Linked DNA regions of Homo sapiens: region 1 is linked to region 2. Evidence: chromatin contacts called from ENCODE Hi-C or POLR2A ChIA-PET data. All regions are on one chromosome and are shown on one strand. The core of a region is the stretch at or near the end of the contact, and the rest is flanking DNA. Distances in the headings are between cores, read along the strand shown. Region 1 overlaps RCOR1 (REST corepressor 1). Region 2 overlaps LINC02323 (long intergenic non-protein coding RNA 2323).

Region 1 (3,533 bases), core at 166-2,665, 56 kb before region 2:
TGCTATGTTGCCCAAGCTGATCTCTAGCTCCTGGCATCAAGCAATCCTCCTACCTCAGTCTCCCAAAGTGCTGGGATTACAAGTGTGAGCCACTGCACAGGGTAACCAGCAAGCAGATTTCTAAGAGCAAATGAGATCAGATGGAGTACTTCATCAGGAATATTGAAATGAACAAGGCTGGGTGCAGTGGCTTACTCCTGAAATCCCACCACTTTGGGAGGCCGAAGCAGGTGGATTGCTTGAAGCCAGGAGTTCAAGAGCAGCCTGGGTAACATGGGGAAACCCCCATCCCTACAAAAAATACAAAAATCAGACCGGGCGTGGTGGCTCACACCTGTAATCCCAGCACTTTGGGAGGCTGAGGCGGGCAGATCGCTTAAGAGCAGGAGTTCAAGACCAGCCTGGCCCAAAACCCCGTCTCTACTAAAAATCCAAAACAAATTAGCGGGCGTGGTGGCGCGCACCTGTAATCCCAGCTACTCAGGAAGTGCAGTGGCTCATGCCTGCAATCCTAGCACCTTTGGGAGGCCAAGGTTTGGGAAGAGGGGACCGCTTGAGGCTAGGAGCTCAAGACCAGCCTGGGCAACATGGCAAAATCTATACTTATGCTTCCAGTCAAGGTAGAGTGACATGAACCAGATTTACCTTGTGTAGTATATTATGAAATATGTATTTGGTCTTTGTCCCTGGTTCCACACCCCCTTAGCCAGATGTGATGGCAAAATCCTGTAATCCCAGCTACTGGGGAGGCTGAGGAGGGATGATCGCTTGAACCCTGGAGTCTTCAAGGCCAGCCTGGGCAACACAGTGAGACCCTATCTCTAAAACAATAAAAATAACCAGGCATGGTATAGCCCCAGCTATATGGGGTGCATGGCTTGAGCCCAGGAGTTTGAGGCTGCAAGGAGCTATGATCACAAAACTGCACTCCAGCCTGAGTGACAGAGCAAGACACCTTCTCTAAAAATATAAATAAAATACCCAAAAGAATCAAATGGAACAATCCACAAGGCTCACATGGGAACAGGAAGAGTGCCAGTTCCTCACAGCCAGAGTGGAAAACCACATAGTCCATGGGCTATCACACAGAATCCCCAAAAGGATTTTGACTCAATAGTGGGAAATACTTAGCCCTACACTAAAATGGTTTTGATCTCACCTAACAGAGCTTAAAAGCAAGACTTCATCAAACTATTTTTAAGTATTTTAACCACATCTCAGAACAAAACTCAAGAATATTTATAGAAATACAAAAATATCCAGCCTCCAACAAAGTAAAATTCATGATGTCTGGCATCCAAAAATCAACAGATAAGCAAAGTAGGTGGAAAAGACAACCCAAAAAGAGGAAGAAAAAAAAGAATCAAGCAACTGAAACTGACCCAGAAATGACACAGATGATAGAATTAGTAGACAAGGGCATTAAAAGAACTATAGGCTGAGGCCGGGCATGGTGGCTCATGCCTGTAATCCCTACACTTTGGGAGGCCAAAGTGGGAGGATCACCAGAGGTCAGGAGAGACCAGCCTGGCCAACATGGTGAAACCCTATCTCTACTAACAATACAAAAAATTAGCCAGGCGTGGTGGTGAGCACCTGTAATCACAGCTACTCAGGAGGCTGAGACAGGAGAATCGCCTGAATGGTGTGGGGGCGGAGGCTGCAGTGAGCCAAGATCACACCATTCCACTCCAGTCTGGGCAACAAGAGCGAAACTCCATCTCAAAAAAACAAACAAACAAAAAACTAAGCTCTCCTAAGCTTTCCATTTCAACTTGCTCTTTCAAATAACCTTATTTTGAACACCTTATTGGCAATATTTAAACAAATACACCCCTAGAGGAATTCAGCACACAGCCATCATACATTTCTCAGCTGTACCCATCTCAAATTTCATGCACTTGACAAAAGAGGCAAAACGTCTGAATTATAAAAATTAATAATAACGAAGCTTTTGGGCTGGGCACGGTGGCTCACGCCTGTAATCCCTGCACTTTGGGAGGCTGAGGCGGGTGGATCATGAGGTCAGGAGATTGAGACCATCCTGGCTAATACGGTGAAACCTCGTCTCTACTAAAAAATTAGCCGGGCGTGGTGGTGGGCGCCTACAGTCCCAGCTACTCAGGAGGCTAAGGCAGGAGAATGGTGTGAACGCGGGTGGGCGAGCTTGCAGTAAGCTGAGATGGCGCCACTGCACTCCAGCCTGGGGAACAGAGCGACACTCTGTCACACACACACAAAAATAATAATAATAATAGCAATAATAATGAAGCTTTCATTTCATCAAAATGTCTAGATCATTGCCACCCAACTGAACTTGCTGGGAGGATAAAAATACTCTATTCTGAGCTGTCCAATATGGCACCTACTAGCTATATATGATGGCTGAATATCTAAAATGTGCCTAGTGTAACAGAAGGACTGAATTTTTAATTTTATTTAATTTTAATTAATTTAAATTTCAATAGTTATATGTAGCTAGTGGCTACACTATTGGACAGCACAGCTCTAGATAACTACAAGGAAAATCTAAACTAAAATTTTAAAGATTAAACTTTTCAAAATAATTTTTATAACATGTACAGCTTATATATCATATAATATTAATATTCAAATTAACTAGGTAATTCCTACGTTTTAAGGCTTGACTTAAAGGACGATTTCTCTTTTTTTTTTTTTTGAGATGGAGTTTCGCTCTTGTTGCCCAGGCTGGAGCGCAATGGCGCAATCTCGGCTCACTGCAACCTCCACCTCCAGGGTTCAAGCGATTCTCCTGCCTCAGCCTCCCGAGTAGCTGGAACTACTCCCAGCTAATTTTTGTATGTTTAGTAGAGACAGGGTTTCACCATGTTGTCATGTTGTCCAGGGTGGGCTCAATCTCTTGACCTCGTGATCTGCCTGCCTCGGCCTCCCAAAGTGCTGGGATTACAGGGGTGAGCCACTGCACCCGGCCTTAAAGGACCATTTCATATAGGACTTCCTGGTTTCTTCAACTCCCAACCCTCCACCACAGGGAAGGATCGAGTAACTCCACTACTCTAAGCATCTCAGGACTCTCTGCACTGTCATCAGTAGCATTTTCACGCCTGTAATCCCAGCACTTTGGGAGGCCGAGACAGGCAGATCACCTGAGGTCAGGACCAGCCTGATCAGCCTGGCCAACACGGTGAAACCCTGTCTCTACTAAAAAATACAAAAAAAAAATTAGCCACACTTGGTGGTACATGCTTACAATCCCATCTTCTCAGGAAGCTGAGGCAGGAGAATCACTTGAACCTGGAAGGCGGAAACTGCAGTGAGCCGAGATCGCACCAATGCACTCCAGCCTGGACAACAGAGTGAGACTCCATCTCAAAAAACAGAAAATAAAAAGTAGAATATTGAAACCCTCATACGTTAATCATGGAGTATAAAATGGTTAAGCTACTGTGAAAAACAATTTAATGGTTCCTCAAAAAGTTAAGCACAGACCAGGCACAGTGGCTCACATCTGTAATCCCAGCACTTTGAGAGGCCGAGGCAGGCGGATCACC
Region 2 (3,645 bases), core at 173-2,672:
TCCTGGCAAGAGAAAGCAGGCTCAGAGTGGCAGGCTTTACCTCAGGACACCGCAGGGAGGGCACTACACCTGGGGCCGGTCCTAGCACTCTCAGTGAACCCGTCAAGTCAACCAGTCTGTCCCCTGAGGGGTGGGCTGGACCAGCGGAGCCATCCAGACTCCCCACTCCTCTGCCTTTTTTGTTGTTGTTTTGGAGACAGTCTCGCTCTGTCACCCAGGCTAGAGTGCAATGGCATAATCTTGGCTCATTGCAACCTCCGCCTCCTGGGTTTGAGCAATTCTCCTGCCTCAGCCTCCCGAGTAGCTGGGATTACAGGTGCAAACCACCATGCCTGGCTAATTTTTGCATTTTTAGTAGAGATGGGGTTTTACCATGTTGGCCAGGCTGATCTTGAGCCCCTGACCTCAAGTGATCCACCTGCCTTGGCCTCCCAAAGTGCTGGGATTACAGGTGTGAGCCACCGTGCCCGGCCAAGCAATGTCCCTTCCACCTCACCCCATCCCCACTGGTCAGAACTGCAGGGAAACCCAGTCTCTGGCAGTGTGGTGGTTCTGACCAGTGGAGGTGGGGTGGTGAGGGGCGCCGGGGCCAGCAGCTGTTGAGAAGCCACTGACCCTATGCCTGCGACACGCCTGGTGGGCCCAGTCCTGGGTCCATGGGCTCTGGGGGGCAGAGATCAGGCCCAATCCTCCTTGGGCCCCACTGCACCCTAGAGCAGCTGATGGTGACTGAGACGAGGCCTTGGAGATCCTAGGCTGGGAGGGCCCAGGTTGGACCTGCCAGGTTCGCTGTCCTCAGCCAGGCCAGGTGTAGGGCTAACCACAGCACTGGCGGGATCATGGCCCTGCCCCACTGCCCAGCCCAAGCTGGGAGCAGGCAACCTGGGCCTGGACAGGTGCGGGTCACCCACCCTCACCCTCACCTCAGCCTCAGCCTCCTCCTCCAGATGCCAGATGCTGGAGGCGGAGGCGGCCCCTCACAACTCCTCAGGCCCCTCCGGGACGCTGTGGGTTTTTTTTTTTTTTTCTTTTTTTTGAGACGGAGTCTCCCTCTGTCGCCCAGGCTGGAGTGCAGTGGCACGATCTCGGCTCACTGACCTTAGCCTCCCGGGTCCAAGCAATTCTCCTATCTCAGCCTACCGAGTAGCTGGGATTACAGGCGCCGGCCACCACGTCCAGCTAATTTTTGTATTTTTAGTAGAGACGGGGTTTCACCAAATTGGTAAGGCTGGTCTCGAACTCCTGACCTCAGGTGATCCACCTGCCTCGGCCTCCCAAAGTGCTGGGATTACAGGCGTGAGCCACCGCGCCTTGCCCTGTGGGGTTTTTTATTTTGGCAGAGGGAGGAGATTTAAGGAAAGAACAACCCGGCTATAAGCCCGAGGGGCTGCTGTGACCCCGCCCCCGTTGTCCACATAAGGAAAATGAGGTCCCGGGAGAGCGGACCAGCACCAGGTCTTCCAGAGAAGCTTCCCTGGGGTCTCCGCGCTGGCGGGGTCTCTCCGCCGCCTCCCCCGCCGCCGGGTCTTTGTCTCGCGGTCACTACGGCTGCGCTTCCGCGCTCTCGCGGCCGCCGGCGGGGCTTTTCCCGGGGGAGCGAGGGCCAGGCCCGGCGTGGGTGGGCGCGGAGGCAGGGGCCGCGGCCTGGACGCCAATGTCAGCGCGAGGGTCGCCCCCGGGACCCGTAGGGCGGGACCGGCCTAGGCCTCCCGCAGGCTCTGCCGTCACCTTCAGGTCGGAGCACGGGGTCCCCTCCCGGCAAATGGGCGCGGAGGAAAGCGAAACGGCCTCGGCGCCGTCCTGCTGTTCCCCACGGGGCGGGGGCAGGACCCGGAAGCCTGGCGCCCCCCGCCCCCCGAGTCTGCGGCCCCACCGGCCCCCACCGGCCGATCGTCCTGGGGGGTCCGAGCCTTTCTGCTGCGGCCCCGCCGGGCACGTGGATGCGAGTCCACGCGGTTGGGGAGGTCGCTGGAAACGGGGCGCAGCAGGTGCTGGTTGCCTGGGAGCGACTGTCGGTGTTCTGAACACAACGTGGCGGCCCGGGTTGAGTCGATTCATTCATCTAACGCCCAGGAGCCAGTCCATGGCAAGCCTGGGCTGGCGCTGGCCTGGGCGCGACAAGACCCAAAGCGAGGTGGCCTCGCCCCAGCCAAGTGGCTGCCCCAGTGACTACCCGGTCCCGGATTTAAGCAGAGCTCAGCCGGGATCTGAAGATGTAGGAGGCCACCAGGAAGGGCACTGAGCGCTGAGGGAACGTCCTGGACAAAGGCCCAGAGGTTCGAAGTCTGCGGCCTTTCACCAGCTGAAAGAAAAGCTCATCGCAGGAGTGAGGGGCCAGAAGACAAGTCCCAGAGAGGGAAGGGGCTGGGACCTGTGCGCAAGTACTGCGCTTGGGCTGCGACCTGTGCAATCCCATAGGGTCCTGAGCCTAGAAGAGACCACACTTGGTTTTAATATGCTGCTGTTGCCATCTTGAAATTCTTAATAATTTTTTAACAAGAGTCCCTGTAGTTTCTTTCTCTCTCTTTCCTTCCTTCCTTTCTTCCTTTTTTTTTTTTTTTTTTTTTTTTTGTGAGACAGAGTTTCGCTCTTGTCCCCCAGGCTGGAGTGCAATGGCATGCTATGATCTCGGCTCAACTGCAACCTCCGACTCCTGGGTTCAAGTGATTCTCCTGCCTCAGCCTCCCAAGTAGCTGGGATTACAGGCATGTGCCACCACACCCGACTAAATTTGTATTTTTAGTAGAGACGGGGGTTTCTCCATATTGGTCAGGCTGGTCTCGAACTCCCGACCTCAGGTGATCCACCCATCTTGGCCTCCCAAAGTGCTGGGATTACAGGCATGAGCCACCGTGCCTGGCCCGTAGTTTCATTTTACAGTAGCCTGCCCTATAAGGAGCATGGCAGAGCCAAGGGAGAGTTTGTTATGTTTTTTTTTAAACACTGATAAAAATATACATAGCAAAATTTACCATTATAGTTTTTTTTTTCTTTTTTTTTTTGAGACAGTCTCGCTCTGTCGCCCAGGCTGGAACACAGTGGCATAAACTTGGTTTACTTTGCAACCTCTGCCTCCCAGTTTCAAGCAATTCTCGTGTTTCAGCCTCCCAAGTAGCTGAGATTACAGGCGTGCGCCACCACGCATGGCTAACTTTTGTATTTTTAGTAGAGACAGGGTTTCACCATGTTGGCCAGGCTGATATTGAACTCCTGACCTCAGGTGATCCACCCACCTTGGCCTCCCAAAGTGTTGGGATTACAGACAGGCATGAGCCACCACACCTGGCCAGCATTCCTTTTAAATAATATACCACATTCAATTAAAAAAAAAAATTAGCCAGGTGTGCCCGAGGTGGGAAGATCACTTGAGCCCAAGAGGTTTAGGCTGTAGTTACCTGTGATCTCTCCACTGTACTCCAGCCTGGGCGACAGAGTGGGACCCTGTATCAAAATTAAATAAACAAACAAAGATAACACATTAGTTTATTCCTTTACCAGTTGATGGATAATTGGGTTGTTTCTAGTTTGGGACAATTGTGCATAAAACAGCTGGCATTTAAAAAAATAAGGAAGACAGCCGGGTGTGGTGGCTCATGCCTGTAATCCCAACACTTTGGGAGGCCGAAGCGGGCAGATCACGAGGTC

The links. Hi-C counts contacts between places; a loop is a spot of excess contacts on that map. ChIA-PET counts read pairs that join two places held with the same protein, here RNA polymerase II (POLR2A). Pooled maps may share reads with other maps.
Region 1: a pooled map shows a loop between it and region 2 (2.3-fold over the local background). The contact joins two enhancer-like sites. A Hi-C loop is called at or near these places in 3 of 37 single-sample maps with no recorded cell type and 4 of 50 pooled maps. POLR2A ChIA-PET finds 5 or more read pairs at or near these places in 8 of 52 experiments (B cell, HepG2, PC-3 and 5 more).

What each region holds. Positions count from the first base shown.
Region 1 is chr14:102,609,278-102,612,810 of GRCh38, reverse strand. The region is part of intron 2 of RCOR1 (REST corepressor 1); the gene reads right to left. Among named protein-coding and RNA genes, the nearest start is that of RCOR1, 18 kb to the right of the region's middle. RefSeq lists an enhancer at 1,283-1,362. Within about 2 kb of position 1,415, at least 3 of the 41 ENCODE cell types and tissues checked have a DNase peak (open chromatin) inside an H3K27ac peak, as active enhancers do; they include B cell, where a contact is called at or near this core.
Region 2 is chr14:102,553,493-102,557,137 of GRCh38, reverse strand. LINC02323 (long intergenic non-protein coding RNA 2323) reads right to left here. Exons shown (of 3, transcript NR_146561.1): 3 at 1,312-2,428. Among named protein-coding and RNA genes, the nearest start is that of LINC02323, 10 kb to the right of the region's middle. RefSeq lists an enhancer at 292-792 and silencers at 1,474-1,893, 1,934-2,003. Within about 2 kb of position 1,422, at least 23 of the 41 ENCODE cell types and tissues checked have a DNase peak (open chromatin) inside an H3K27ac peak, as active enhancers do; they include B cell, where a contact is called at or near this core.